Linked DNA regions of Homo sapiens: region 2 is linked to region 1. A link is an interaction called in ENCODE POLR2A ChIA-PET data of the cell type or tissue named here. Cell type or tissue: PC-9. All regions are shown on one strand. Links, peaks and the distances in the headings refer to the core of each region. The heading gives the core; the rest is flanking DNA.

Region 1 (15,844 bases), core at 4,983-12,982:
CAAAGTTATATTTTTGAGGTGATGAACATGTTCTAAAACTGGATTGTGGGGCCAGGCACAGTGGCTCACGCCTGTAATCCCAGCACTGTGGGAGGCCGAAGCGGGTGGATCACCTGAGGTCAGGAGTTCAAGACCAGCCTGGCCAACATGGCGAAACCTCGTCTCTATTAAAAATACAAAAAGTCAGCCAGGCATGGTGGCACACGCCTGTAATCCCAGCTATTTGGGAGGCTGAGGCAGGACAATTGCTTGAACCCAGGAGGCAGAGGTTGCAGTGAGCCATGATCGAGCCACTGCACTCCAGCATGGGCGATAGAGGGAATCTCCATCTCAAAAAAAAAAAAAAAAGAAAGAAAGAGAAAGAAAGAAAAAATAGAATGGGGGTTGCTATGGATGGAGGGATGTGAGGAAGGAATGGAGAGTTATTTAATTGGTATAGAGTTTCAATTTTGCAAGATGAATTGCCTCCCGGAGATGGATGTTGGTGATGTTTGTATGTACTTTATACCACTGAAGTGTGCACTTAAAAATGGTTAAGATGGCAAATTTTATATGTGCATTTTACCACAATTAATAATTTTTTTAACTTTTTAAAAAAATAACCAAGTGTGCTTGTCTGTTCTAGAAATGAAAACATTAATTTTATCTACTCTGATCTCTGGAATATATAAATCATCAATAAATAATCATGGCTTCTTACCTTGCCACTGAGTCACATGGAGGTGGAGGCTGCAGTGCATTCAAGATTTGACTTCACCTGTAATCCACCGCCATAGCTGTGGATTGCTGGAGGTGTAATGGACATTAATACTGCTTTTCAAGAGGTGCTGAAAACCGCCCTCATCCATGGTGGCCTAGCATGTGGAATTCATGAAGCTGCCAAAGCCTTACACAAGTGCCAAGCCCATCTTTGTCTGCTTACATCCAACTGTGATGAGTCTGTGCATGTCAAGTTGGTGGATGCCCTTTGTGCTGAACAGCAAATGAACCCAATTAAGGCTGATGACAATAAGAAACTAGGGGAATGCCGGGCGCAGTGGCTCACGCCTGTAATCCCAGCACTTTGGGAGGCTGAGGCAGGCGGATCATGAGGTCAGGAGATTGAGACCAACCTGGCCAACATGGTGAAACCCCGTCTTTACTAAAATACAAAAAATTAGCCAGGCGTGGTCATGCATGCCTGTAGTGCCAGCTACTCAGGAGGCTAAGGCAGCGGAATCACTTGAACCCGGAAGGCGGAGGTTGCAGTGAACCGAGATTGTGCCACTGCACTCCGGCCTGGCAACAGAGCAAGATGCTGTCTCAAAAAAAAAAAAAAAAGAAAGAAAGAAAAGATAAGAAACTAGGGGAATGGGTAGGCCTCTGTAAAATTGACAGAGAGAAGAAGCCCCTTAAAGTGGTTGGTTGCAATTGTGTAGTAGTTAAGGACTATGGCAAGGAGTCTCAGCCAAGGATGTTATCGAAGGGTCCTTCAAATGCAATAAATGAACACATAAAACTTTGGCTCTCACACATACACACACACAAATTGTTGTGGCTATAAATGCAGCCATAGTTGTGTTGATAAATTCTGATCTTGTCTTTGCTATTCCTTTGGGTAGTTCATCTGTTTTTATGGAAATAAAGCTCGCCTTTGTATGGATAATTTCACCTAGACCAATTTTACCAATTCTGGTCATGCAGTTCTAACTTCTTGCATGGTGGTTTCACTGGAACATTACCAAATTACCCCAGGCACATCATGGCTAAATGAAAAGTCATGTTCTTTGTCTGTAACCAGTGTCTGCCTCTTGAATTTCCTGTGTCTTTTAGTGGTTATTGTCATTGTCTTAGTTATTATAGCTTAGATCCACGGGGTCATTTTGGATCCTGTCTATTTTGCAGTGACAATTATTATTATTATTATTTTTTGCCTTCATTCTTTTCTATTCCTAAACATACTATACAACATTTGAGGTAAATTTAACTTTTAAAACATTCAAGCCCCAGGAGGCTGAGGTTGCAGTGAGCCAAGATCACGCCGTTGCACTCCAGCCCAGGCGGCAGTTGGAGACTCTGTCTCAAAAAAAAAAAAAAAAAAAAAAAAAAAATCAAGCCATCCACTAACTTTTCCAAAGTAATCTCCTGCTATAATCAAGATCAATTATCTTCTTCTCCCAGTGTAGACTACTTAATGTCTGCATTTTTATTTTCCAGTGTTTTTCACCCACTTCTTTCCAAAAATAATGGTCTTCTTCCTCTTTTCCACTTAATCTAATGATCTCTTCCCATCAAACTTCCTTCTCCAGAAACTTTCCCAGGTTACTGCAGCCTGTAGCCATCTTAATCTCTGAATGGCTGCCTCGACACTTACTATTTCCTTTGAGTCACACAGTGGCCCTATCAACTCAGTGTCAGACAGGCATAACAAAAGCAGACCCAGGATGGTCAGAGTAGGGGATGGGGATGGATGAGGATGAGGGATGTGAAGATGGGGGTGTCAAATGATAGAAGTGTGTTGACAGGAGGCCAAGAGCTGAAAGGGGATTGTGGCCAAGGTTAGATAGTGAATTTGCTCAATAGGAGACACAAATGTGAATAAAAGGTGCATGAAAGTCAATCTTTGGGAAAGCCAGGAGAACAATGAGAATAAGTATTGAGTTAAACCGAAATATCCCAACTTCCGATAAGATTTCTAGTCACTGTGTCTTGACTAGTGCACAGTCCCAGGCCACAGGGCAGATTAGGAGACAGAACATAGGTGTGGCATTTGACACATGGTTCCTAATCCCGGTTCTGCCACTTACTTTCTGTGTAATCTTGGGCAAATTACTTGAACTTTCTGAGCCCGTTGTTTTCATCTCTAGAATAAAGATAACAAAACCAAGATTATAAAGTCATCGTGATGATGAGATAAAATAAAATAATGTAGATAGGCTGGGCGCGGTGGCTCACGCCTGTAATCCCAGCACTTTGGGAGGCTGAAGCAGGCAGATCACGAGGTCAGGAGATCGAGACTATCCTGGCTAACATGGTGAAACCCCATCTCTACTAAAAATACAAAAAAATTAGCTGGGCATGGTGGCAGGCGCCTGTAGTCCCAGCTACTTGGGAGGCTGAGGCAGGAGAATGGCGTGAACCCGGGAGCTGGAGGTTGCAGTGAGCTGACATCGTGCCACTGTGCTCCAGCCTGGGCTACAGAGTGAGACTCCATCTCAAAAAAAAAAAAAAAAAAAAAAAATATATATATATATATATATAGATAGATAGATAGATAGATAGACAGATATAGATATAGATAAAGTTCCTAGTGGATGCTCAGTAATGGTAGCTATCAAATTTTTACTTGGTCTGAGAATAATTACTCTGATTACTCTGTAGCTATGAATGAAAACTATCTTTCTTATGATGTATAAAGAAAATATCATTACTACATCACTGTGTCAATAAAGCTTAGTGTTCATGAATGTCAGCCCATAGCTTAAGTATGTAAGAAATATTGCCTTCCTTTATTCCTTTTTTCCTTCCTACCTTCCCCTCTATTTTTTTCTTTCTATTTAATTTTGACTCCAATATAGACTGTTGGGAGTTTCAATCTCAATGATTCTTGGGATTCCCCACCTTCTTCAGTTTTACACCAAGGGTGCAGAATCTTTAACTGAGGCACTAGGCAAATCCTGCTACTCACTGGTCTCTGTCTACATCAAGTCCTGCTGAGATGCCTACCATGCCTAGAACTCCTTCCGACGTTTTCCACAATTGGACACCAGGGATCTTTGGTCAATCTAGGAATACTAGGTCTAAGTCTAGTGTCTTAGGAAACCACATGGAAATACGGAAGGAAGAAGGACAGAAGGAAGAAAGGGTGGAAGAAAGGAAGGAAAGAAAAAAGCCACTGGCTCAGGGTCAACTGGGTTTGTTTATTAGGCAATAGATTAACAGGTGAAGAAAGCCATGTAGTCTAGGTAGAAATGAAAACCTCTGGAGGAAAAAATAGAGTGGAAAAGAGCAGAAGGAAAAAGGCCATGGAAAAGCCTAAAGCCCAAACTATTGTAGAGATTTTTCATTTGCAATTTGCAAGTTTTCTTCTGGTAGAAGAGACATGCAATGTATAAAGGGTATTTCCAGTTGACTCAGAGAAAGAGAACTCATGGGTCATGTGAAGCAGGAAGAACATAATAAATGACTTCATGGTTTGGTCTTACTCTAACTTGATTACTTGACTTCATCTTGTTTCTTCACCTGTAAAATGTAGAAGTTCTAAACACAAACTCTTAAAAATATATTTGAATTCTAAAATTCTCTAAATCATGTGAATTGAGAAAGATAATTTTATAGGATGGGCTTTGCTATGGTTTTCAGAGTCATGACTATGAAAGAAAAATGAAGTCAGAGGCAAAATAATCTCTTCTTCTTCCCAGGTGCCATTCCTCTTTGACTGCATCTCTGTTACAGCAGGTATAACTTTCAGTTCTGATTTATGGCCTTTTACTGGCAAGTCTTATCTTCTTGTTTACTACCAGTTTAAATTCTTTAAGGAACTAATTCAGCTACCCAGACCTATCTTCCTTCTCTTTTCCCTCCCTGCTCATACATATTCTCCTTGAACCTAGTAAGCACAAACAATTTTTTCATAAGCAAATGGAAATGACCAGCTTTAAAAACTCAATAATTTCCTCTGAAGGTTACTCGTTGACTTCTCTTGGAAAGTTGTTTCTGTGGCTTACATCCTGACAAACTGAAACTGCTTTTGTCCTAACATATTTATTATTAAATTTTCACCACTGTGCTTAATGCTTTACAGTAATTTTCTCTTTTAATCTCACAACAACCCTGAAGAGCAGATCTGAATGCCATTTTGAAGACAGGAAAACAAAGGCCCACAGAGGTTATAGGATTTGCTAAAGATCATTCAGCTACTAAGGAGCAGAAGCAGGACATGATTCCAAGTCTTTCAGATTCCAAAGCCCACCTCCATATAGTAGAGGTGCGTTCTCAATTCTCTAAATACAGCTAATAGTAACTACTTCACAATTGGAAAGGCCAACTGATTTGTGGATATGCATAGAATAATAATAACGGTAAATTTGGAAACAAAACGACCTCTCCCCAAATCACTCTGAACAGAGTCTGATTTTTAGCAGCTATTTTGTGATATAACATACAGCATTGAAGTCTAGCCTTGAGTTTGTAATCATGGTGCTTACACAGGGTCATCAGGAGTTTGCAAACACAGTTACTCTGCTCTTAAGCAACAGAAGTTTTCAGTGAGAGAAAAAGGAAAACATTTTAAATATAAACATTTTGGAAAGAAACTGATGACCCATCCCATTAGAACGATTCAGACGGGAAATAATAGCCCTTTACTTTCAGCTTATTCTGAATAAGCAAGTATTTTCAGTGTGCATTCCATAATGACTCCCAATTCTCAGAACACTGAAAAACCTTTCAACAAACTCCAGAGGAAAATAAAGTCTGCTGTTGGTGAGACAGGGAACAAGATACCATCATCGCACAGTGACTGCCCAACTCTACAATAAACACATCAGGGAATATCTCCTGTATGTGTATGACACATTCTTAATCCACAATAAATATGTATTTGAACAGTAGATGTATTTTTCTTTCTAAAGAACAATTTTCTGTAGATATTTATGTCTGATTAAACATCAGAACAGAATCTACTTGCCTGTTCTCAGAAGTCCCTGTTTTACCTTAAGTATCCCTTTTTCATAATCTGGTTCAGTAACAGCTTTTTTGATTGAAAACTTCTTTTGGTTTGACAGTTTTTTTAATGTATGACATAAAAGTTTTAATTTAATATGCCAACTCATCTACTCTTTCCTCATTTATACTTTTTTTTTTCCCTCCAGTGGCACGATCTCAGCTCACTGCAACCTCTGCCTCCTGGGTTCAAGAGATTCTCCTGCTTCAGCCTCCCGAGTAGCTGGGATTACAGGCGCCCGTCATCATGCTCGGCTAATTTTTGTGTTATTAGTAGAGACGAGGTTTCACCATGTTGGCCAGGCTGGTCTCAAACTCTTGACCTCAGGTGATCCACCCGCCTCGACCTCCCAAAGTGCTGGGATTACAGGCATAAGCTACCACACCTGGCCTATACCTTTAAAAAATAAATAAATAAATAACTAGGCCGGCCAGGTGCAGTGGCTCACGTCTGTAATCCCAGCACTTTGGAGGCCAAGGCGTGTGGATCACGAGGTCAGGAGTTTGAGACCAGCCTGGCCAACATGGCGAAATCCCATCTCTACTAATAACACAAAAATTAGCTGAGCATGGTGGCGGGTGCCTGTAATCCCAGCTACATGGGAGGCTGAGGCAGGAGAATCTCTTGAACCCGGGAGGCAGAGGTTGCAGTGAGCCGGGATTGCGCCACTGCACTCCGTCCTGGGTGAAAAGAGCGAGACTCTGTCTCAAAAAAAAAACAAAAAACAAAAAAAAAAAACCAAACTGGACTGGGTGTGGTGGCTTTAACTGGACTGGGTGTGGTGGCTTACACCTGTAATCCCAACACTTCGGGAGGCTAAGGCAGGTGGACTGCTTGAGCTCAGCAGTTTGAGAGCAGCCTGGGCAATATAGCAAGACCCTGTCTCTACTAAAATCAAAAACAAATTAGCTGGGTTTGGTGGCACATGCCTGTAGTTCCAGATACTTATGAGGCTGAGGCAGGAGGATCACTTGAGCCCAGGAGATTGTGGCTGCAGTGAGCTATGATAACACACCCTGGCAACTGTTTGCTGCTACTGCTTATCTCACACAGGTGAGGAAAATGACCTCTCTGCGTGTCATTTCTGGCTCTATTACTCAAACTCTCTGACTCTAGCAATTATGGAGAATAAACAAAATTTTGGAGGAGAAAACATTAATTATTCACTTTTTGGTGAAATATGTCGATTTTTTGGTATATGTATGATTTTTAGTCTTTACATAGAATTTTCTCTATTGGATTTTATATTTTAGTAAATGAAAGAAAAATCTCATTTAAAAATGTGTGTCCTATATTCCTATTACCATGAGTTTCTACAAATTATAATAAAATCTTTTTACTGGAAAATATCTACAAAATAGCAAATTGATAAAGGAATGAGGAATATTTCAAGCTACTTCCAAGGATGATTGAAGTTTGACAAATTCAACTCCCAGAATCCATCATTTTTGAGGCTGATGGTTGTTTGTGTGTGGGTGGGTATGCACACATGTGTGTTTATGTGTGCAGAGATGATACTAAAAACCACAGATGACAAATTGGTGATTATTCTCACAGATATGTTTTGACCTCCTAGCATAGTATGTTGCAAAATCAAATTTATTGCAAACATTTATAAATCAGCAAACAACAAGAAAGCAGAATTCTGTAATCTCTTAGAAATGAGAAAATGTGGCAAAATGGGACCCTTAAACTCTCAATGCAAAGATTGGCTGGAGTTACGGAGAGACTGCAGAAGTAACCAGTGTTCATGATTTCCAATTATCTCATTCATCCTCATTGCTATGCATTACCTACCTGGCCCCTGTAGATATTTGAGTTTGAGGCCCTTGCTTTGAAGAAAACTCTGTGGGATTTCTTTCTAAAGTGGTCGATGACTCACTGATTTTATGGATAGTGACTCACAGTAGAGACATATTGGAGGTGTCTCAGGCCAGCTCACCAGCCAGGTGTAAAAGAAGGCTGCCTGTTAAGGAGCTCTAATAGCCCCACCCCTTCAGGCTCATGTGGATGAAGAGTCATATTGGAAGAGGCAAGAACAGCTTCACAAATCCTGAGGGAATGTGCCAAACTTCCATCCTCCTTGGAAGCAGCTTGAAATTGTACAACTGTCTTAACTTTCACTCATCAATGTACTGTTTTGTTATTTGACAATAAATGGGTTTTATTATAATTTCTAGAAACTCACTGAAGGTAGGCACAAAAAGGACATAGATTTTTAAATTAGGTTTCCATTCATTTATACAAAATCCATGGCCTGGATTGAGAACACAGCCTTTGCTTTCTTTCCTATTCTTACTTCTGGGAGGGAAGTTTCTGACTGTGAATATTGTCCTCAGAGGACTCTCATTTATTAATACAAAGGCATGTGTATATGTAAAAGTGTATGTAAACCAGCAGGCTTGGCTTGGCTTTCATGGAGCAAAACTAAGAGGTCTGGCAATTGTCCTGGTAATCACCTTGATAAAAACAGCAGATCTATTTCTGTTCCATGATGGATATTCTGGCTTTAAATTAGTTCAATTATTATGGTGCCTGAATTAATTAACCAGGTAATTCTGCAACTGGGAAAAGTCTCCTTCGAGATGGAGTGGGTATCTCCTGCTTATGCCTCTATTGCTATGTAGCTTTTAAGTGGATTAATTTTAGAAAGTTCAGCTCACAAAGTTCCTTTTCCCTTACTGACAGCCCTGTAAACTTGACTTTAGATCTGTAACGGATGTCACTACTTCAAAGAACTGTAATCCTGTGTTTGATACACTCCTCCTGCCCCCAGGACATTATCTGTGCGAGAGAAGGGAAGCCAGGAACCCAGAAATGGTCTGCAGGGAGGTGAACTGGAATGGCAATACATGGTACACGGAAGAGCTTTGCCTCTGACGATGACCCTCAGCTTTCCTGCTGCTCTCTTCCTAGGTTTTGTTTCTAAGTATCTGGGCTTTGAAGAATGGGGGTGGAGGGATTCAAAGAAGACTTTTAGGAGGAGCCAGTCCCACTAGCAGATATTGTTGCTCTAACTCTGCCTAAGGAGCAATTTCTGGCCCTGAGTCATGATCCCAAACAGGAAGTGCTTCTGAGTTCCTCCAAACAAGGTATGTGGATGAGGGGGTGGAGTTTAGTACACAAATACCTAGCTGCCAGCCTTTCATGTTTACCAGGGATCAAGAATAGGTCATTTAAGGTCAAAGATATATCCTTTCTTGTCACTCCAAAGAATAAATAGTGTTGTCTTACACTCTAGGTGAAATGCTGACTTGAACTCCAGAGATATATTTGCTTTGGAGTTTTTCTTTCTTTTTTTTTTTTGAGACTGAGTCTCGCTCTGTCGCCCAGGGTGGAGTGCAGTGGCGCGATCTCAGCTCACTGCAAGCTCTGCCTCCAGGGTTCACACCTTTCTCCTGCCTCAGCCTCCCGAGTAGCTGGGATTACAGGCACCCGCCACCACGTCCGGCTAATTTTTTTTTGTATTATTAGTAGAGACGGGGTTTTACTGTGTTAGCCAGGATGGTCTCGATCTCCTGACCTTGTGATCCACCAAACCTCGGCCGCCCAAAGTGCTGTGATTACAGGCGTGAGCCACCGCACCCAGCCGGAGGAGTTTTTCTTTAATGCTACCCAAACGCACTCTATAACTGTTATGGGCTTCAAAGAATTACATGAATAAAGTGGCTTAAATTTAACTTGTGTTCATGTTTGATCAGTTTTCTAGAGGAAAGTTTAAAGCCAAAACACTGGGGAATTGTGGGGGCAGGAGAGGGTAAAACAACTTGTTTCTTTCTGAGGTGCAACTAATATTTGAGTATAAATTGGTGTTTGAGTAGAATTGTAGAAAAACAAAATACAGGGTTGAAAGATGTTTAAGAGGTCCTGTCCAACTCTCTTCCTGAGGATGCATGAATCACCAGCCCACTCCGATTCATTCTCTCTGAAATGCTTCATCTTTTTTTTTTTTGTTTTTCAGGTTTTTGCTACTTCAGGAAACCATAGTTGTTGGCTGATTTAGAAAAATTACAGCAGCATTATACAATAAGAGCTATTTCTGCCCTCTTGTCACTAAAGTATAACAATATTGCGTCCGGAATTGGTGGGTTCTTGGTCTCACTGACTTCAAGAATGAAGCCGCGGACCCTTGCGGTGAGTGTTACAGTTCTTAAAAGCGGCACGTCCGGAGTTTGTTCCTTCTGATGTTCGGATGTGTTCGGAGTTTCTTCCTTCTGGTGGGGTTCGTGGTCTCGCTGGCTCAGGAGTGAAGCTGTGGACTTTCGCCCTGAGTGTTACAGCTCTTAAGGCGGCGCGTCTGGAGTTGTTCGTTCCTCCCGGTGGGTTCATGGTCTCGCTGGCTTCAGGAGTGAAGCTGCAGACCTTCCTGGTGAGTGTTACAGCTCATAAAGGCAGTGTGGATCCAACGAGTGAGCAGCAGCAAGATTTATTGCAAAGAGCAAAAGAACAAAGCTTCCACCTTGTGGAAGGGGACCCGAGTGGGTTGCCACGTTGGCTGGGCGGCCTGCTTTTATTCTTTTATCTGCCCCCACCCACACCCTGCTGATTGGTCCATTTTACAGAGAGCCAAGTGGTCTGTTTTGACAGGGTGCTGATTGGTGCGTTTACAATCCCTGAGCTAGACACAAAGGTTCTCCACGTCCCAGCTAGATTAGCTAGATGCAGAGTGTCCACACAAAGGTTCTCCAAGTCCCCACCAGAGTAGCTAGATACAGAGTGTCGATTGGTGCATTCACAAACCCTGAGCTAGACACAGGGTGCTGATTGGTGTGTTTACAAACCTTGAGCTAGATACAGAGTGCCGACTGGTGTATTTACAATCCCTTAGCTAGACATAAAGTTTCTCCAAGTGCCCACCAGAGTCAGGAGCCCAGCTGGTTTCACCCAGTGGATCCCGCACCAGGGCTGCAGGTGGAGCTGCCTGCCAGTCCCGCGCCCTGCGCCCGCACTCCTCAGCCCTTGGGTGGTCGATGGGACTGGGCGCCGTGGAGCAGGGGGCGGCACTCATCAGGGAGGCTCAGGCTGCACAGGAGCCCATGGAGTAGGGGGCGGGGAAGGCTCAGGCATGGCGGGCTGCAGGTCCCGAGCCCTGCCCCTCGGGGAGGCAGCTAAGGCCCGGGGAGAAGTTGAGCACAGCAGCTGCTGGCCCAGGTGCTAAGCCCCTCACTGCCCGGGGCCAGCGGGGCCGGCTGGCCACTCCCAGTGTGGGGCCTGCCGAGCCCACGCCCACCCGGAACTCGCGCTGGCCCGCAAGTTCCACGCACAGCCCCAGTTCCCGCCCGCGCCTTTCCCTCCACACCTCCCGGCAAGCTGAGGGAGCCGGCTCCGGCCTTGGCCAGCCCAGAAAGGGGCTCCCACAGTGCAGTGGTGGGCTGAAGGGCTCTTCCAGCGTGGCAGAGTGGGCACTGAGGCCAAAGAGGCGCCAAGAGCGAGGGAGGGCTGCGAGGGCTGCCAGCACGCTGTCACTTCGTAGTATCTAGTATGTAATAGACCTTACACTGTAAGAAAACTCTGTTCTTAGCTGAGTAAGGAAATTCCGAAAACAAGGCCTCTACCTGTGATTTTTGAACTGGGAACCGTCAGGTCAGTTTCCTGCATATCTAGGAATACAAATAATGTTGCCTTGGGGAATAGACTTGGAAACACAGGAAAACACTTTCTGTACATTATCATTTCCATTAATTTGAGCAAGTGTTGATCAGAATAAATTATTTATGTGAGCACTGGGAGCTGCCTCCCTATGCGCAAGGCAATCTGTTAAAGATTTGCTATCATGCTAGTGAATGGGGGGAATGGAGTAGTACATTTTATGAGTCATAAATGGAGCATTAGTCCTCATGTTTGCATTTGGAAGTGAACTCTTGGTGAAATGTACTGTAAAACAAAACAGAGCATGGAAAACCAGATTCACTAATGGCATAAATCAAAATAATGGAAAAAAGAAACCTCTGGTAATATGCCAAATATGATAATCACACTGCAGATTAGCCATGATCATTAAGGCAGAGAGGGATTTGAACTGTGGAAGGATCGGCTGACCCATGTTTTCATTTGATTTCTAACAGAATGTGTCTCTTTGCCATAGCTTTTCAGAGAGGGCATGTGAACGTCAGTAGAGAAGAGCATGAACAGAGTTCATGTGGTTTTCCTACATTTATTAGAGTCATTGCATTTTGCTATAGTGTCTACAGGCAAGGTATAGCTTCCAGGGATAACCAGGTAGTTCCCCTACAGCAAATAAGTGACAGTAAGAACAATTAGAACAATTTTTAGTCTAACTGTTTCACAGACATTATTGTATTTAACGCATGCAGTAAACCTGTGAGGCAGGTGCACTATCATTAACCCCATTCTACATTTGGAGAAACTGAGGCACAGTAAAGGTAAGTGCCGCGCTCAAGGTCACACAGCTAGCAAGTAGAAGAGTCAAGAATCAAACCCAGGCAATAAAGTTCTAGGCATTATACTCTAAATCATTGAGCTAAACAATTTTGAAAGATTTTGTTTTGCATTTTACAAAGTTATCTAAAATTCACCTGCATTGGATTTCTTAGGGGTGCTTCTTAAAATGAAATTTCGCAGCCCAGTACATCAGATAACACAGTCTCTGGAAGCTGGGCATAGTTGGAAGATTAACAGCTCTCTTGTATAGCAAAGTTTGAGAATCTCTGTTCTAGTGAGTGTGGGAGGGAGATAGAAATTCTTTTTGGTTTTCTGGGCCCAAAAGATGCCTTGCAAAACTCTCTGAATTTTATATGTAAGTTTATGTCATCTGCAAATAGAGATAGTTTTACTTTCTTTCCAATCTGAATGCTTTTTATTTCTTTTTCTTGCCTAACTGCCCTGGCTCGACCATCCAGTACCTTGTAGAAATGATGAGAGTGAACAACCTTGTCTTGTTACCGGCTCTCCAGATTTTGAAGGGAAAACTTAAATGGGTTTTTCTTAATATATTGAGAATTCACTGTTGAAGATCATAGCTTGGTGTCTGCCATTCCTAACCTGGATTCCATCAGAAGATGCCTACACACCAGAAATACCAAATATCCTTCTAATTCATTCACAGACAGGAAGTATGGTCTTCCCAAAAGGACACCTGGCAGGAAAGCCAGGCATACATAGATTCTTATAGAGCACTAATGAATGTGAATGAAAGTCATCAGCTCTTGCCCTCCAAATTCAGCGTAAGGACTAGGTATGTAAATGATCTCTCCCAGTGAAGATTTGTTGAAGTTAAATAATGAACATTTTCAAATTATACATGTATAAGTCCCATAGAATTGGTGCTAAGCCAGCATGTCTGGGGGCTATGCATTTTTAAAAGTCCTGGGCATTATAATCCACTCCCTAGTTGATATAGATTGTATATCTGTCCCTATCTGAATCTCAAATCGAAATGTAATCGCCAGCGTTGGAGGTGGGGCCTGGTGGGAGGTATTTGGGTCATAGGGGCAGATTTCTTGTGAATGGTTTAGCAACATCCCGTTGGTATTGTCGTCATGATAGTGAGTGAATTCTCCCAAGATCTGCTTGTTTAAAAGTGTGTGGCACCTTGTTCTCTCCCTCCCTTGCTCCTGCCTTCGCCATGCGATGTGTCTTGCTCCCTCTTTGACTTCCACCATGATTGGAAGCTTCCTGAGGCCTTCCCAGAAGCAGATGTCACTATGCCTCCTGTACAGCCTGCCAAACCATGAGTCAATTAAACCTCTTTTGTTATAAATTGCCTAGTCTTAGGTATTTCTCTATAGCAATGCAAGAACGGCCTAACACACTAGTGAAGAAACACTGCAGTGTAGAAGCCAAGCTTTAGAGAAAATCTGATGTTTCCTGAATCCTGTCAAGGTCCCCACAAACAGTACTCTCATACGGATGAAGAAATAAAAGGCCATGGCTGCCTAAATTCCCCCCAAATTAAATGGTGTAAATCAACCGTCAGTAATTGTTCACAGATCCTGTGGGTCAGGATTTCAAACAAAGTTTGGAGTGGGTCTGCACCATGACATCTGGAACGTCAGTTGGAAAACTTGAAGCCTGGGGCTGGGATTATCTGAAGGCTCATTGCTTCATAGCTAGTGATTGATGCTGGTTGTTGGCTGAGACCTTAGCTAGGGCTGTTGGTCAGAACACCTATATGTGGCCTCTCCATGGGTTTTGAGCTTCCTCACATCATGGTGTCTGGGTTCCAAAGGCAAGAATCCCAACAATGCAGAAGCAATATCATCTTGTCTGACCTAGCCTTAAAAGTCATACAGCATAACTTTTGTTGTATTTTGCTTGTAAGAAGCAAGTCACTAATGTGGGCCATACTCAAAGCAGGAGAATTAGACTGCATCGTTTATGGGAAAAATATCAAAGAATTTTTAGACATACTTTAAAATCATCACAGGTGCTGTGCAAAGAAAACAATATAATAAAACATCTAACATTTATGGGGTACTTATGGGTCAGATACTCTCCTAAACACTTTATGTAAATAATCCCAGTCCTCCCTTACTCTATACGACAGGTGATATGATAATCTATGTTATAGATAAGGAATGTTCAGTTGTATAACTTGCTATCTCAGAGCATAATCTAAAGCATAACTTGCTAGAAGTAATGGTCATATGATTAAAACCCAGTCATTTGTGCTTCAGAAATATTTTCTTACTCACTACTGTATGCTATACTAGAACTGAGGAGATGTGGGATCTAGTCCAAAGTACTAATCTGGGGAGAAATCTATTATGCTTAACGTGGTTTCCATGCTCAAAGCCCCATTCTGAGGAAAGATGACATTCAACTTTATCTGTCTGTCCTATTCTGTTTGACCAGGGATAGACACCTCCCTGAATAAAGCCATCATCTGTAATAACGCTGAGATCTGGAGGAAGAGCTCTGTAGCACTACTGCAGAGTTGCTACATGAACCCATCAGATCCTCCCTCCAGGAACTCGAATGTAAATCCATTCAAGAGAAGTCAACCCTTGGAAGATGGACAGAAGGGAAAAGACACACAGAAAATAAGCCAGAAAGCATCCACAGGAAGCAGAAGCTCTGGCAAGCAGGAATTAAGAAACAGAGAAAAGGAAAGTGGAAACATATGAATGCATGTAAACAATAGCAGTAAAAGCAAGGCAGAAAGTAGTTAGTGCCCATAACAGCAAAGGACTGAAGCAGGCAGACAGATACCTACATTTAAGGAGTATCTGCCAGAGCAAAAGAAGTAGATTGGGTATAAATTCACCTTATGTGCCTGCAGTGTTTAGTGCTTGGTGAGGTTTGGTCATGTTACCGCTGACATCTGCTACCCCTGTGTGTCCTTAAAATCAATCCTTATTATCTGATGTAACCATGAACTTCTCTTTCATTCCTTATGGCTTAAAATACCTTACCCACCAACTGTGCTATTAATGACTTGTGTGGCCCGAGATAGGTCACTTCCCTTGTCTACCTCGGTTTTCTTGGTGACAAGATGAGGGTTTGACCAGGTGATATCTAAGTTCACTTCCAGCTCCAATGCATATTATTTTGAACTTTAGCATGAAAGGGTTTGGTCACAGTTCTATTGCAAAATCCTGGAAATATCACCACCTTCTTTATTTCCAGCCCCTTCTCCAGCCACAGAGCGCTTTAAACTTGAGACTCGCCTCATAAGGAATCTAAATGCAGTGCCACTGTGCAAATTAGCTGTGCAGCATCCCAGGGGCACCCCAAGCAGGCTTGCCCAGCCTCATGCAATGCTTTCTGTTGAGCTATCAGGAGAGTGTATGCTCTGGCCCCATCTCTCCATTCTCAAGATACTTTTTCAACCCCTACTAGAAAGAGATGAAAACAAACTATGGGAAGTTGCAAACATGTTGATGGGAATTGAGGTAAAATGCAGAAAGGTTGCTGGGTCTGGTGTGGTTGGAGGTGACTATACCACTGTCCGAAGGAAATCTGGAAGGGATGATTTTACAGGTTTTACTTAAAATTTCATTTCTGGCCGGGCGCGGTGGCTCGCGCCTGTAATCTTAGCATTTTGGGAGACCAAAGTAGGCAGATCACTTGAGGTCAGGAGTTCGAGACCAGCCTGGCCAACATAGTGAAAACCCGTCTCTACTAAAAATACAAACATTAACCAGGACTGGTGGTGCGTGCCTGTGGTCCTAGCTACTC
Region 2 (15,844 bases), core at 1,732-9,731, 49 kb after region 1:
GATGGTCTCGATTTCCTGACCTCGTGATCCGCCCGCCTCAGCCTCCCAAAGTGCTGGGATTACAGGCGTGAGCCACCGCACCTGGCCTAATTGATATGTTTAAATGTTAAAATTAAATGCAATGATTTCCTAAAATAAACAAATGTGGGACAATTTATTGCACTCTGTTCAAATTCCCATTTTGAAGTGGAATTCAAACAAACATGACAGTAAAGGGGGACAGTGAGCACAGGGACAAGAGAAAAGGAGAAAGGGAAGAAATACAGAGAACTAGATAGGAGGAAGTGTCAAAGACTGATGGGTGTAAGCCACCTTTACCTCTGGATATTGGTTTTCCTTTGAATTGTGGTATGTGGTCATATTGCTTATTAGTTATAACATACAGCTGTCAGAAGAGTTTTTCAATTAAAATTTCAAATGTAATATTAAAACTGTTTGGATTCCTTCCTACTGGGCACTGGACACTGTCTGTGGAGCTGCTGGAACAGCGCTGAATAGGGTCATATTTTAAAGGAACTCAGCCTAGTGCAGTTTCTCAACCTTAGCACTATTGGCCTTTGGGGCCTGATAATCCTTTTTTGTGAGGGGCTGTCCTGTGCACTGTAGGATGTTTAGCAGCATCCTTGGCTTCTACTCAGTAGATGACAGTATCAACCCCCTTCCCCAGAAGTGACAATTAAAAATGTCTCCAGACTTTTCCAAATGTCCCCTGAGGAGCAAAATTGTCTCCAGTTGAAAACCACTGGGTTAGTGGGAGAAACAGATAAGACAGAAGTTCTCCATACACCATGATAATGCCATGATGCCATAGGGCTGGCAGGAGTGAAGGGAAGAGCATCTCACAAAGACTCGGGGGGATGCAGGGAGGAGGAAAAATTAGGAAATGAAGTGGGCTGAGTTGCAGTTAGCCTGTGGGGAAAATGAAGGAGAAGGGATAAGGAAGAAGAGGAGGAAGGAGGGAGGAAGAGTGAGGAGTAATAGGGAATTATAGTTGACCTTGAACAACTTGGGGTTTAGGGATGCCGACCCTTGCGTAGTCAAAAATCTGAGCTTAACTTTTGACTACCCTCACACTTTCCTAACAGCCTACTGTTGACCAGATGCTTTACCAATAACATAAACAGTTTATTAACACATATTTTGTATGTTTTATGTATTATACACTGTATTCTTACAATAAGGTAAGCTAGAGAAAAGAAAATGCTATTAAGAAAATTGTAAGGAAGAAAAAATATATTTACTGTTCATTAAGGGGAAGTAGATCATCATAAAGCTCTTCATCCTTGTCATCTTCAAGTTGAATAGGCTGAAGGAGGAGGGGGAGAGAGAAGAGACTGGCCTTGCTGTCTTAGGGGTGGCAGGGATGGTAGAGGTGCAGGAGGTGGAAGGGGAGGCAGGAAAGGCAGGCACACTCGGGGTAGCTTTCGTTGAAAGAAATCTTCATATGAGTGGACCCATGCAGTTCAAACCTGACTTGTTCAGAGTCAACTGTACTTGTTCCAGGCTAAGAACAGAGAATAAAAAAAAAATGTATAGAGGCCTGAAACAGCATATTATATTAAAAGAACTCAAAGCCGGTAAATGCTTTGCTACTGAAGCATAAAGTGAGAAAGGGGCATCATGGGCTCTGAAATTGCAGCCACAAGTCTACAGAACACATTTTTCATAGCCCAAGGTCAGTCTTCTATTACCCTTTGCAGTGAGGTTATCATCATCCATTTTCACTCGTCAGTGCTGGGGAGCCCATTAAATACTTGCCACTATACTTGGTCCCAACAGTTAATAGACTGTAGCATCTTTTATTTCTTCACCTAGCCTGAAATCAGTTGAGCTTTTGCAGAATCTTAGATATGTCGTTTTTTTCTTCAGGTTTAGAATGGGGCACTTAAAAAGATGCATAGTACTTGAAAATAGAGAAAGAAAATAGCATGTAGAAATTTGTGCCTTTATTCTGCCCAAACGTCTCAAAAAGGAAAAAAATAATTTTAAGGGTAAATATTGTCATCAATTTATCTGAGCTCTTTTGACTTCCTTTGAGCCTGAAAAACAGGATCAGTGTCTTTTTAGTATTTACCATAGTGCCTGATATGTAGAAGGTGTTTGACCAATGTTTATTAGATAAATGTTCACTTTTATTACTAGTAATATTAACCACATTTTAATAGAGACTAATAATACATGATAAACTTCTCAAGGATGCGATCTCATTTGATCACTATAACAACCCAATGAGGTAAGCGAGGAATAGTTGTTAACTCTAATACATGTTATATCTTATCCTTGACCCAGTATTACCCCAGTCATGCCTTCCTTTCCCTGCAATGAAAGAAAACCGATAAACACAAAATGTTGTATCCCATATAAGCATTCATTCTTATGGTAGATAAGTAAATGGAAAAGATAGGTATGCATTCTCAATTTTTTTAAGTCCTAGAATTATAAAACAGTAAAGAAGTGAGAAGAGAGAGAAATCTTAAGGGACCAACCTCTTGATTTTACAGGTGAGAAAACTGAGGCCACATAGCCATTTAGTGCAGAGCCAGGATTATAAACCAGATGTTTGGAATCCTATGTGGTGGTGGACACGAGGATATACTAATTAGCGTCGTTACCGGAAAATTCCACATATCTCTAAGGAGCAGATCACCACACACCTGCACAGCCCAAGCCTGGATTGTGGAGGTTTTTCTTGTAGAGTTTGTCTTTGATAGAAAGATACGGTCCAGAAGGCCGGCTTCAAGGACATAAGAAAGGGCATATTCAAAACAAATACATGTATGCCTATTCTTTTAAACCGGTACTTAACAATAGTATCCAGGTGTCCAAATATAATAGCTTATCTGTTTTATTTTTTCCAGAAAAGGAAACAAGGTCTTAGAGAGGTTACATTTTGCATAGGATTTTGTTAGCCAAGTCAGCATCTGTTTGCATCTTAAAAATGAGTCATACCTATTCCTTGTAAGTAGGACAGGAGGGCAGCTGGAATTTCCCAGCTCACTCCTTGTCACTGCTTCCTGCCTCTGCTGCTCTTTGTCCTCCACAGCACGCTTCATTGGCTAAAAAGTGAACCAGATACTACATTACCTCAGGGCAGTTGTAAGTACTGAGTCAGATGCCTTAGGCTTGTGTGATGGGAAGTTTAGGGCGAGACCAATGTCTTGCTTTAACAACAGTGTGAATAAGTTAATTTCTTTTGAGATTTTATTACTCAATATTCCACCCAGAAAGAAACACAGATGACACTCAGCCAATCAAAGGCCATCTGGGACTGACAAACGCAGAGCTTGTTGTAGATGACAAGGCTCAGTGGATGGATCATCACTGAAAGAAAGGGAAACAGTTTGAACTGTTGTATCTCTCTCCTTGCTCACATGAAAAACAAAAAAATCCTTGGCCAGTTGCGGTGGCTCACGCCTGTAATCCCAGCACTTTGGGAGGCCCAGGCGGGCAGATCACTTGAGGTCAGAAGTTCTGGACCAGCCTGGCCAACATGGCAAAACCCCGTCTCTACTAAAAATACAAAAATTAGCCGGGCGTGGTGGCACACACCTGTATTCCCAGCTACTTGGGAGGCTGAGGCATGAGAATTGCTTGAACCTGGGAGGTGGAGGTTGCAGTGAGCCAAGGTCGTGCCACTGCACTCCAGCCTGGATGACAGAGTGAGACTCCGTCTCAAAAAAAAAAAAAAATTCCTTAACCACAGACTAAGTAAGCATTATTGCACAGAGTGTCATTCGCTAATCTTGCTTGTGCCTGAACTTTGAAAGCACCAGCCCCTTGCTTTGGGGGCTGGGGGCGTGGGGTGTAAGTGTGTGTGTCCTCTAGAAGAAGACAACACTGAGAACAGAAGGAGAGGATCTTGGAGATTTGTTAATTTCCTATTGCAGTTAGCCTTGTCTGGGGCTCTCACTTTAGCACTTAAAATAACATACTCCTTTGCACAGATGTTATTTTTTTCTCTTCATGTGTACAACTTGAATTATCCAATGGCCTTGCTTTGAGGATATTCATCCTATCTTATTGATCCTGTCACTGTGTAGGACAATGGAGAACACAGTAAAAAACCCTCAATGGATACTACTTACACTAAATTAACTCTATGAATTCAAAATTTGAAGATGCTACTTAATCATGTAAGCCTGGTTCTCCAAAACTTCATCTGCCATGGGAAAAATCAAAGCTTGTAAAATGATTAAACTTGTAAAGGAATTAAACTCTAGGATTCACTCATTTTATAATTGGTATTTTCACCCTAAGAGCTTTCTTTTTCCTCTCTGGTGTTTAAAAACAAAGTAAAACCAGACAAAACAAGATTAACTAAATTAAAACCCCTGTGACTTTAAAAAATGTAGCCAAGAATAATGTGCAAGTGTCTAGTTAGGCCAATAGATATCCTTAACATACGTGAGCTGGGAACACAAATGAGCATGAAGGGCAAGGAAGAGCACCACCCCCTGCTTCTTTTCCTGCTCCTGTTCTTGCAGAGGGTCAGGCTTGGAGACCACATATGGTCAGCTCAACACTCAAGTCCACCAAGCAGCCCATGAGGAACTCTTCCTTCCAGAGTTGTGCACACCATGCAGTGTGGTCCACCTGCAGAAGCACACAACAGGCGCTGCCTGGGCCAGAGGTCCATTCAGGCCATGGAATTGGTCTCAATGCCATTTAGGCATGAATCCAGGGTCCTGGGTACCAGACGCATGGTCTAGGTAGGGGGTGTCATGTACTAGGTGAGCATGGGGTTCCGCTGGGCATGTTCCCTTGTCTTGTAGGATGTTAGCTCTGAGGGGCGTGGCTGGAAGAAGGCTAGCCTTGAGCCCTCTAAAAGGCAGGGCTCAGGGCAAAGCTCCCAGTTGCTCAGGCCTGTGGGTAATACTGCTTAAAAATCCCCTTGAGAACTTCTTTAAAATGCAAATATCTCGATTCTTTTGTAGTTCAAAAGCATGATGATTGGGTGTTCACAGGCATGTGTAAGACGTGACACCCTCTGAACCTCCTTATGACCCGGTACATTACCTGTCTGACCTGAAAAAAAAATGCAAATTTCTGGATTCTACCCGCCTCCCCGCACTCCGACATTACGATGTAGCAGCTCTGTGGTAGGATCCAGGAATCTGCCTGTGTAATCACAGGTTGATATTCTGGTGTTTCCTGGTTTTGCTCTGCTGATTTGGGGGATGTTTACCAGCAGGAGAGCAGCCTCTTTCCTCTGCCCTCCTCCCTTGCTGCCCTCCCCAGACCCCAGTGACTCACGCTCCTCCTGCTCCTCCTGTTGCTGGCCTCTCTGTTGTGGTTGCCAGCGCTACTTTGCAGACGCTGCCTGCTCCCTGCACGCCAACACAGATTCTGTTTCCCTGCGACCGCTGCTGCTGTTGTTTGTTCCGTCCCTGGTTTATTGTAGGAGAGCTGATTGTTCTGTTGCCACTGCTACCAAGCTGCAAACACCAGGCTCACGGTGCAAGGGGAAGGGGCTTCTCCTCTGGGTGTTCTGCCTCTATCGCCTAGGCTCTCAGGCTTTGTTGCCAATGGCACTGCGAGACCCTAAACTATGGCCTTGTGATTCCCACATCTCCATTTAGTTCTTTCTTTTGTTCTCTAAGATCTGAGAAGGAGCCCATGTCTTTCAGTGTTCCTGTTTTCTTGCGATACTTCCCCCCTCCCCGACTCCAGAATTTAGGGCAACCTTCTGCTGTGGTCTGAATGTTTATTTCTCTCCACCCCGCCAAACTTATATGTTGAAATCTTAACCCCTAAGGTGGTGGTATTAGAAACTGAAGCCTCTGGGAGGTAATTAAGTTATAAGGACAAAGCCCTCATGAATGGGATTACTGTTCTTATAAAAAAAAGGCCCCAGAGAGCTAGCTAGCTCCTTCCACCATGTGAGGACACAACGTGAAGGTGCTGTCTATGAGGAAGGGTCCCTCACCAGACACCAATCATCTGGCACATTGATCTTGAACTTCCTATCCTCCAGAACTGTAAACAAATAAATTTCTCTTGCTTATAAACCATAAGTTCATGATTTTTTTTTTTTTTTTGAGACGGAGTTTCGCTCTTGTTGCCCAGGCTGGAGTGCAATGGTGTGATCTCGGCTCACAACAAACTCCGCCTCCCGGGTTCAAGCGATTCTCCTGCCTCAGCTTCCCAAGTAGCTGGGATTATAGGCATGCGCCACCATGCCTGGCGAATTTTGTATTTTTGGTAGAGACAGGGTTTCTCCATGTTGGTCAGGCTGGTCTCGAACTCCTGACCTCAGGTGATCCACCCGCCTCGGCCTCCCAAAGTGCTAGGGTTACAGATGTGAGCCACTGCACCTGGCCAAGTTCATGATTTTTGTAATTAGCATCCAAAATGGACTAAAACCCCCATCCTCCTGAAGGTTCTGAATCTGAGGACCCAAGACTTGGCTCTCAGCCTTAATGTCCTGCTCCCACTATTTTCAGGGGGCCCAATATAAATTTCCTGAGTTTTTGAGGTGGTTGGGCTTGCAGACTGACCTTTAGTATGCCCTTTGTTACATTTACAAAATAGATTGCTTACAGGGTTAGACAAATACAGTTGACCCTCTGTATCCCTGCCTTCCATATCCATGGGTCAAAATTATTTGGAAAAAAAAATGTGTCTGTATTGAACATGTATAGATTTTTTTTTTGTATATTTCCTAAACTATATCGTATAATAACTACTTACAGAGCATTCATATTGTATTAGGCATTATAAGTAGTGTAGTTATGATTTAAAGTATGTGAGAGAATGTGCACAGGTTATACAGAAATACTACACCATTTTTTTTTTTTTAATCAGGGACTGAAGCATCTTTTCAGCTATGACTTTGGTATCCGGTGGCGGGTGGGGCGGTGGGTGGGTCCTGGAACCATTCCTCCATGAATACCAAGGGATAACTCTAATTGCTAAATCGTTTCCTATTTTTGTGAACTGGTAAAGGACTGCATGAGAAAGGCCAAAAATTAAAGAATAATATGCTTATTCAAGCCCGGTGTGGTGGCGGGCACTTGTAGTCCTAGCTACTTGGAAGGCCGAGATGGGCCCAGGAGTTTGAGGCTATAGAGGGCTATGGTTGCACCTGTGAATAGTCACTGCACACTAGCTCGGGCAACATAGCTAGACCCTGTCTCTAAAAAAGAAAAATTCTGCTGTAATAAACCTGCACGCATAAAATGATGTCTATGTGTCTATATAGTGTGTATATACATATGTGTTTAGGAAATGTGTATATATGTGTGTGTGTTTGTGTGTGTGGATACTGTATTAGTTAAGACAAAAAAATCTGGCTTCATATGTTATAAAATAATGTCTGGAGCTATCCACTCAAGTGTGCTTTCTTGTTTCTCTGTTTTTTTTTTTTTCCTATTTCATTCAGTGGTTTTCACTGCCTTTGGGAAAAAGTGACACAGCAAAACACTTAGAAGAATCAAATGTTTATCCTTTGAGAATGTGGTCTGTACATAAGAGAAAACATTTAGAATCAAATTATGAGACTAAACCAGTTTCCCTCACCTGCAGCTAGATAAAAATTTCTAAGAGGAAGGAGAGAATCAGGAAAGATTGAAGACTTGACTCCCTGATAAGGGTTCTGCCCGAGTTCTGAGAATGGAGAATAAAAGACACCCTCCCCCTCTCTAATAGATTTTGTCAGTGAAGGTCAGAGAGGCCCACGAAATCAGGTCTGGGGAGCAAGGTAAAACCCAGAATTTCTACATGATCATGTTAAAGAGGGAATAAAGGAATATCATTATAGTGTATCTGGGCAGGTGGGCATGAGACAGCCTGATTGAGTTCCTGAAATCCCAGGTCGGTGTGGGAGCAGCAGAATATTTTAGGTGGCTGAGAGCTCCATAGTTTCTTTCTTTCTTTCTTTCTTTGAGATGGAGTCTCACTCTGTTGCCCAGGCTGGAGTGTAGTGACGCGATCTCTACTCACTGCAACCTGTCTCCCTGGTTCAAGTAATTATGTCTCAGCTTCCTGAGTAGCTGGGATTACAGATGTGTGCCACCACACCTGGCTAATTTTTTTTTATTTTTAGTAGAGATGGGATTTTATCATGTTGCCCAGGCTGGTCTCAAACTCCTGACCTCAAGTGATCCACCTGCCTCAGCCTCACAAAGTGCTGGGATTACAGGTGTGAGCCACCAGCAGTCCCAGCTACTCAGGAGGCTGAGGCAGAAGAATCGCTTGAACCCGGGAGGTGGAGGTTGCAGTGGACCGAGATTGTGCCACTGCACTCCAGCCTGGTGACAGAGCAAGACTCCATCTTAAAAAAAAAAAAACCTTCTCAAGGTATTTTCTGTGCTTCTTGTTTTCTCTTTTGTATTTTTCATCTTTATATCTTTGTGTTTCATTCTGGATAACTTTTAGTGACCTGTCTCCTAGTTCACTAATTCTCTTTTTAGCTATGTCTAGTATTATAATTTGTTTATTGAATTATTAAGTTTAGGTATCAAATTTTCAGCTTTAGGATATCTAATTTGCCACTTGTTTTCTGCCATGATTTTTTTTTTTTTTTTGAGGTGGAGTCTTACTCTGTCACCCAGGCTGGAGTGCACTGGTGTGATCTTGACTCACTGCAAGATCTGCATCCCGAGTTCACATCATTCTCCTGCCTCAGCCTCTCAAGTAGCTGGGACTACAGGCGCCTGCCACCACGCCCAGCTAATTATTATTATTATTATTATTATTTGTATTTTTAGTAGAGACAGGGTTTCACCATGTTAGCCAGGATGGTCTCCATCTCCTGACCCCATGATCCACCCACCTTGGCCTTCCAAAGTGCTGGGATTACTGGCATGAGCCACTGCACCTGGCTTCTGCCATAATTTTTAACCTTGAGTTTTACCTACTTAAACATAGCAAACACAGTTGTTTATATATTTATCTAATAATTCCAGTATCAGGAGCCTCTGGAGTCTACTTTTGTCTACTTTCATTGTTTTTTGTTTTTTAAATTTACATTAACAGTGTCTAGTCTGTATTTATGCCTGGTTACTTTTGATTGTGTGCTAGACATTGTTTTTGGCAAATAATTTTTTAAACACAATATGTACAAATCATATGAAGCCTAGACTGGTGTTTTGTTCACCAAAAAAGATTTTAAATTACTTCAGTTACGTTCCTAGGGACACTATTAACTCAGGATGATGTTAATTGAAGTTTCAGATTTGATATTTTCCAGGTCAACTGGACCAACTGTCCCTGCTATATGATTTATTTCCTAAAGCAATATCAAGTTCAGCTCTGCACCTCTCTTATATACTATGGAGCTCTCAGTCACATAAAATATTCTGCTGCTCTCACACTGCCCTGTAGTTCATAAGAGGAACAGTTTACTGTTAATCCGTATTACTCTTACATCTAGGGTGTAGCTCTTTGAGCTACCAGTCCAAAGTGAAGAATAATTTACTGAATTCCTACTTTGTCTGGCTCTAGGCACTGATTTTTTTTACCCTCTTGGCCACCTATCTTCAATTGGAAAATGCCCTCAATTCAAAAATGCTCCAAGTGCCAAGCTTTCCTATCTGAATTCCCATTTTTTCCTGTATCTGGCTGGCAATTCATTAGAATCCTGCTAGCCCTCTGATGCTTCTAAGATTTTCATCTTTTATTTTTATTTATTTATTCGAGATGGAGTCTTGCTCTGCTGCCCAGGCTGGAGTGCAGTGGTGTGATCTTGGCTCACTGCAACCTCCATCTCCTAGGGTTAAGTGATTCTCCTGCCTCAGCCTCCCAAGCAGCTGGGACTACAGGCATCCACCAGCATGCCCGGCTAATTTTGTATTTTTAGTAGAGATGGAGTTTCACCATGTTGGCCAGGCTGATCTTGAACTCCTAACCTCAGGTTATCTGCCTGCCTTGGCCTTCCAAAGTGTTGGGTTTATAGGCATTAGCCACCATACCCAGCCTGAAGTTTTGATTAAAAATGCTTTACTGGGCTGGGCATGGCAGCTCACGCCTGTAATCCCAGCACTTTGGGAGGTTGAGGCGGGCAGATCACTTGAGGTCAGGAGTTCGAGACCAGCCTGACCAACATGGTGAAACCCCATCTCTACTAAAAATACAAAAATTAGCCAGGTATGGTGGTGCATGCCTGCAATCCCAGCTACTCAGGAGGCTGAGGCAGGAGAATCGCTTGAATCTGGGAGGCAGAGGTTGCAGTGAGCCGAGATCGTGCCACTGTACTCCAGCCTGGACAACAAGAGCGAGACTCCGTCTCAAAAAAAAAAAAAAAAAAAAAAAAAAAAAAAAAAAAAAAAAAAAAACTTTACCGGAATTAAAGCCCAGTCATCTTGAAGCCATGATCATGACGCTGTGGAAGAACCGGTGAGGTAGGATGAGACATATTCTCAGATGCTATGCTGATTTGGGGCTGTGATGATTTTGGACCATAGACTATGATGAGGCTTCAAAAAGAGTGCAATAGTGTATTTTAATTTCTTTGGTTAGATTCAAATTAATCTTCAGAAAGACAAAATGCAGATGTAGTCTTGTTAGAGCTTGCTGATGAGACTAAATTTTCCAAGTGTTTGAGGAATGCCTAACAGGGGAAAGGCAAAGCAAACTATTTTTAATGACCTTATGGCTCTGAATTGCTAAAAGGGAGTCAGTCCACCAGGCTCAGGCTACTTGGAGTAGAGGATCCTGTTTCAGTGACAAACTGGCTCATCCCTTAATCTGCCATAAAATGATGGCTTAGCATACATGTAGGAGCTGGGGCTAAGGGAGAAGGAGGTGCTGTGTTTTGCAGAAGAAGCTACATTCTGTAGTAAGGCCTGACTCTTCCCTGGCCTTGGAGGGGAAATACTTGTGAGACAGTGGCCAGGATCAGCTGAAGTGCCCTCTCTTCTTGCTTTGCCTATGGGACACTGAGCCCCTTTTTGTGGAATATATTCATCCAGAGAACCCTCACACCTTATAATGCATAAAGTGATAAAGGCTTGGAGATCTGGAGAAACCCAAGGTGCGATCCCTGGCTCTAGAAGAAACTCTGGGCAGCCAGCATGATTTACTTTTCTCTGCTCCAAAGACTGGAGGATAAATTAAAGGAAAAGAGGGTATGACCCAGCAATCCACTGGTGCGAGTTGTTGCTTTAAGCAAAGACTACTGCTTCTCTTCCTGATTTTCCCCTGACCATACTCTCCCAGAGGTGTCTCCCAGCAACCACCAGAGTTGTGGTTAAGTACACCTAGCCAATCCAATAAATCTAAAGGAGATGCAGTCCACACAACCTTGCATGACTTGTCATGTGAGTTACTGTTCTGGAGAGACAAACTCAGGCTGGAAACTTATTTGAGATAGCTTATGAAAACAAAGATAATTTATGATAAGGATACAGGCACTCTCATACAATCTAAGGTAGAAAAACAGCTAAGCATCAGAACAAACTGGACCAAAGACTTAAACACTTCTGCTCCTTTGTGTAATTGGTTTCATGCGTTTCTCTCTCTCCCTTCCTCTCTCTCTTTTCTCTCTGTGGACTAGGTTTTTCTACTTTTCATATACAAATTTTAAAAATACAATTTCTGGCCAGGTGCAGTGACTCACGCTTGTAATCCCAGCACTTTGGGAGGCCGAGGGAGGTGGATCACTTGAGGCCAGGACTTTAAGACCAGCCTGGCCATCATGGTGAAACTCCATCTCTATTGCAAATACAAAAATTAGCCGGGTGTGATGGTGCACGCCTGTAATCTCAGCTACTTGGGAGGCTGAGGCAGGAGAATCGCTTAAACCTGGGAGGCAGAGGTTGCAGTGAGCTGAGATTGTGTCACTGCACTCCAGCCTGGGTAACAGAGTGAGAATCTGTCTCGAAATAAATGAATAAATAAGTAAAATAAACAATAAAAATAAATAAAGACAATTTTAAAAATTTCCCAACATTAAGTGTCAGCAATTTGGAGAGGGACAGCTGTCTCTTGTTCTCTCTCTTCTCCAATTCTCAATTCCTAGGTCTGATGCTTTCCCTGGCTCAACTGACTATGGTTGTGGGGTAGGGCCATGAAACAGAAATATCACATTAGGATCCAACCTTTAATTATGTAGATGGACAGCAGTTTACAGAAAAAGTGGTGGGGAGGTGGAGGGAGGTGCTGAACAGACATTCTAAAAGGGCTCCACCAAAGAAAGCTATTTGTTATATTTATGAACATTCTGGAAAATTCTTTCAATTGTGTTCATGAATAAATTATGATTGGTTAAAAGCTAACACACATGTAGATTATATAACTTCTAAAATTTGTATTTGGTATCTGAATCTATATATTATTTTGGCATGTATAGAAAAATCCCAGATATTTCAAAGGCTATCATTAGAAAAACGTTAATGAAAAGGTTAATGGAATTCTATATATTTAGTTCCTGTGAGAATGTCCAGTTTAACTTTCTTAATCAACTGATGAAGAAACAGAACTGAAATCACAAGATTATAAAGATATTTTAACGATGCATTTAGGTTTTCATTCTAAATGCTGAAAAAAGGTATCCCTGCAAATACTGGTTAAGAAATTAAGAAGTCCAAAACCCAATAATGTAGTTGGCAGCCTGTTATAAAGATTTAGAGTATTCAAAGATAAAGGCAAATAAAAAGACTACTTTTTATACCAGAGTAGAAACAGTTTATTTTCATGATCACTACTCTTACTTCAAATATATCTATTATCTAAGTTGATGCTTGCAAAAAGTCCTGATTCTTACACAAAGGCAGTCGATTCATGGATCTCTTAGAGAGAGAGAAAAAAAAAAAGCTAGTTGGGTGTGTTACAGTTATATGAATCATGTAGGATGCTGCTTAACGCTATATTTATCATGGATGAAGGCATGTTTTCAGGGGAAACTATGAGTCTACCTAAAGTTACCCAGTTCACCTCTGTTCCAAGGGACTCATCTTTTCAGCATTTTGTTTAGCATGTTACAAAGTACCCCGATGTCTTCTAAACTATTAGGATTGCAGGAGGAAACTCTCCCAGAGCTGCTAGAAGTCATCCTTGAAAGTTTGGATTTCTCCCGAAAACTTGTATTTCTATCATTGTTTTAACTATCTTCTTGAATCCTCTTGATCCTGACCTACATGTCCTCTTCCCTTGATTGCATTTAAATTTAGCTGCATATAACCTTGCTCTTTTCCTTCTAATCCAACCTATAAACCATATCAGGGGAGGATATGTGATTTGTCAATTTTGTTGCCTCACTTCCTCCTCAAGAACTTTCAGTGGCTCCATTTTACCTCTGAGATTAAATTGCAGCCACTCATCCTGAGTTTTGGTGTTCCACAATCTGACATATCTAGTCAGCTTTGTGTTCTAGTGTGTTTGTGTTGCTATAAAGGAAGACTGAGACTAGATAGTTTAATAAGAAAAGAGGTTGATTTGGCTCACAATTCTGCTTGCTGGAAGATTGGGCATTTGGTAAAAGCCTTAGGCTGCTTCTATTCATGGCAGAAGAGTAAGCGGAGCCTTCATGTGTGGAAATCATAGGGCAAGGGAGGCAGCAAGGGAGGTGTGGAGAGGTGCCAGGCTCTTTTTAACAACCACTTCTCATGGGAACTAATACAGTGAGAACTCACTGACTCTTTCTACAGGGAGGGCATTAATTTATTCGTGAATGATTCTCCCCCATGACCAAAATACCTCTCATTAGGCCCCACCTCCAACATTGGGATAAAATTTCAACATGAGGTTTGAAGGGGGGACAAACATCCAAACTATAGCATTCTGCTTTGGCCCCCTAAAACTTATGTCCTTCTCACATTCAAATACAATCATTTCTTCCTAATAGTCCCTAAAAGTCTTAACTTGTTCCAGCATAAACTCAAAAGTCCAAAGTCCAAAGTATCACCTGCGACTCAAGGCAACTTCTTTACAGCTGTGAGCTTGCAAAAATAAAAAATGAATTATATTCTTCCATGATACAATGGTTGTACAGGCATTGAGTAAACATTCCCATTTCCCTAAGGGAGAAACTGGCCAAAAGAAAGTGGTAACAGGTCCCATCCAAGTCTGAAACCCAGTGCGGCAGACATTCTTTTTTTTGAGGCAGAGTCTCGCTCCGTCACCCAGGCTGGAGTGCAGTGGTGCGATCTCGGCTCACTGCAAGCTCTGCCTCCTGGGATCACGCCATTCTCCTGCCTCAGCCTCCTGAGTAGCTGGGACTACAGGCAGCTGCCACCATGCCTGGCTAATTTTTTGTATTTTTAGTAGAGACGGGGTTTCACTGTGTTAGCCAGGATGGTCTTGATCTCCTGACCTCGTGATCCGCCTGCCTCAGCCTCCCAAAGTGCTGGGATTACAGACGTGAGCCACCGCGCCTGGCCAGACATTAATTCTTAAAACTCCAAAATAATTTCCTTTGATTCCATATACCACATCCTGGGCATAGTAGTGTGAGGGGTGGGTCCTAAGGCCTTAGGCAGCCCCACTCTTTGGCTTTGCTGGGTGCAGCCCACGTGACTGCTCTCACAGATTGAAGCCCAATGCCTGTGCCTTTTTCAGGCTGCAGTTGTATGTTGCTGGTGGCTCTATAATTCTGGGGTCTGGAGGGTGGTAGCCCTGCTCCCACACCTCCAATAGATAATGCCCAAGTAGAGGCTGTGTGTGGTTGATCTGACCCTATGGCAGACTTCTGCCTGCCTTCCCAGGTGTTCCAATAAATCCTCTGAAATCTAGGTGGAAGCTGCCAAGCCTCCAACATTCTTGCATTATGGGCACCTGCAGATTTCACACCATGAAGCCACCAAGGCTTACCACTTACACCCACCTAAGCAGTGGCTCAAACAGTACCTGGGGCCATTGGAGCCATGGATGGAGCCAGAGTGGCCAGGATGCAGACAGCAGCATCCTGAGGCAGCACAGGGCAGTGGTACCCCAGGCTTGTCCTGCAAAATTATTTTGTCCTCCTAGGCCTCTAGGCTTGTGATGGGAGGAGCAGCCTCAAAGGTTTCTGAAATGCCTTTGGGGCCTTTTTTTTCCAAAGTCTTGGCTATTAGAACCTAGCTCCCACTTAGTCATGCTAATATCTCTCTAGCAAGTGTTTGGCTGCATCCTTGAATTCCTCTCCTGAAAACACTCTTTCTTCATCTACCACAGGGCCAGGCTGTAAATCTTCCAAATTTTTATGCTTTACTTGGTTTTTAGTTACAATTTACAACTTTAGGTCACTCATTTGCTGCCATATCTAGTTTACAATCATATTTACAATTAAAAGCAGTGTAAACCAAAAAGTATCTGAGACAGGTCTCAATCAATGTAAGGGTTTATTTTGCGATGGTTAAGGACCATGGCCCATGACACAGCCTCAGGAAGTCCTGAGAACATGTGCCCAAGGTAGTTTTGTGTAGCTTGGTTTTATACATTTTAGGGAGACAGAAGTTACAGACAAAAACATAAATCAATACATGCAAGGTATACATTGGTTTGGCCCAGAAAGGCAAGACATCTACAAGTGGGGGCTTCCAGGTCATAGGTATATTCAAAAATTTCCTGATTGGCAATGGTTGAATGAGTTAAGCTCTGCCTGAACAGTTGAAGTCAGCTTGAGTTAAGATAAAGAGGTTGGCTGGGCACTGTGGCTCATGCCTGTAATCCTAGCACTTTTAGGAGGCTGAGGTGGTCAGATTGCCACCTGGGCAATCTGTTTGAGATCAGCCTGGGCAACATGATGAGACCCTGTCTTTCCAAAAAATAAAAAAATTAGATGGGCATGGTGGAGCACACCTGTAGTCCTTGCTACTCGAGAGACTGGGGCAGGAGGATTACTTGAGCCCAGGAGGCAGAGGTTGCAGTGAGCTGAGATTGCACCATTGCATTCCAGCCTGGGTGACAGAGCCAGACCCTGTCTGAA

What was found. Peaks named below come from ENCODE experiments on the same cell type or tissue, not always from the same donor. Only the 100,000 strongest peaks of a DNase experiment are listed, where the experiment ranks them.
Region 2: POLR2A ChIA-PET joins it to region 1 with 12 read pairs; 6 of 35 experiments call an interaction of 5 or more read pairs at or near these places.

What each region holds. Positions count from the first base shown.
Region 1 is chr9:72,469,589-72,485,432 of GRCh38, forward strand. It overlaps LOC105376080 (a long non-coding RNA gene), which reads left to right and starts at 8,480. Exons shown (of 3, transcript XR_929925.3): 1 at 8,480-8,796; 2 at 9,666-9,838; 3 at 14,519-15,844. It also overlaps the pseudogene LOC100289351. RefSeq lists enhancers at 4,020-4,119, 7,465-7,759. In PC-9, for the core only: no CTCF peak of the experiment used is centred there; DNase peaks (open chromatin) are centred at 7,613 and 8,783; H3K4me3 peaks cover 1,310 bases; H3K27ac peaks cover 3,672 bases.
Region 2 is chr9:72,522,314-72,538,157 of GRCh38, forward strand. The region is part of intron 1 of TMC1 (transmembrane channel like 1); the gene reads left to right. It overlaps LOC101927234 (a long non-coding RNA gene), which reads right to left and starts at 5,352. Exons shown (of 3, transcript XR_001746721.3): 1 at 5,254-5,352; 2 at 2,950-3,056; 3 at 1,105-1,504. It overlaps LOC124902347 (small nucleolar RNA U13), which reads left to right and starts at 4,923; the gene lies at 4,923-5,026. RefSeq lists enhancers at 2,438-2,999, 3,000-3,561, 4,552-4,601, 4,942-5,111. In PC-9, for the core only: no CTCF peak of the experiment used is centred there; DNase peaks (open chromatin) are centred at 3,068 and 5,168; H3K4me3 peaks cover 2,200 bases; H3K27ac peaks cover 6,238 bases.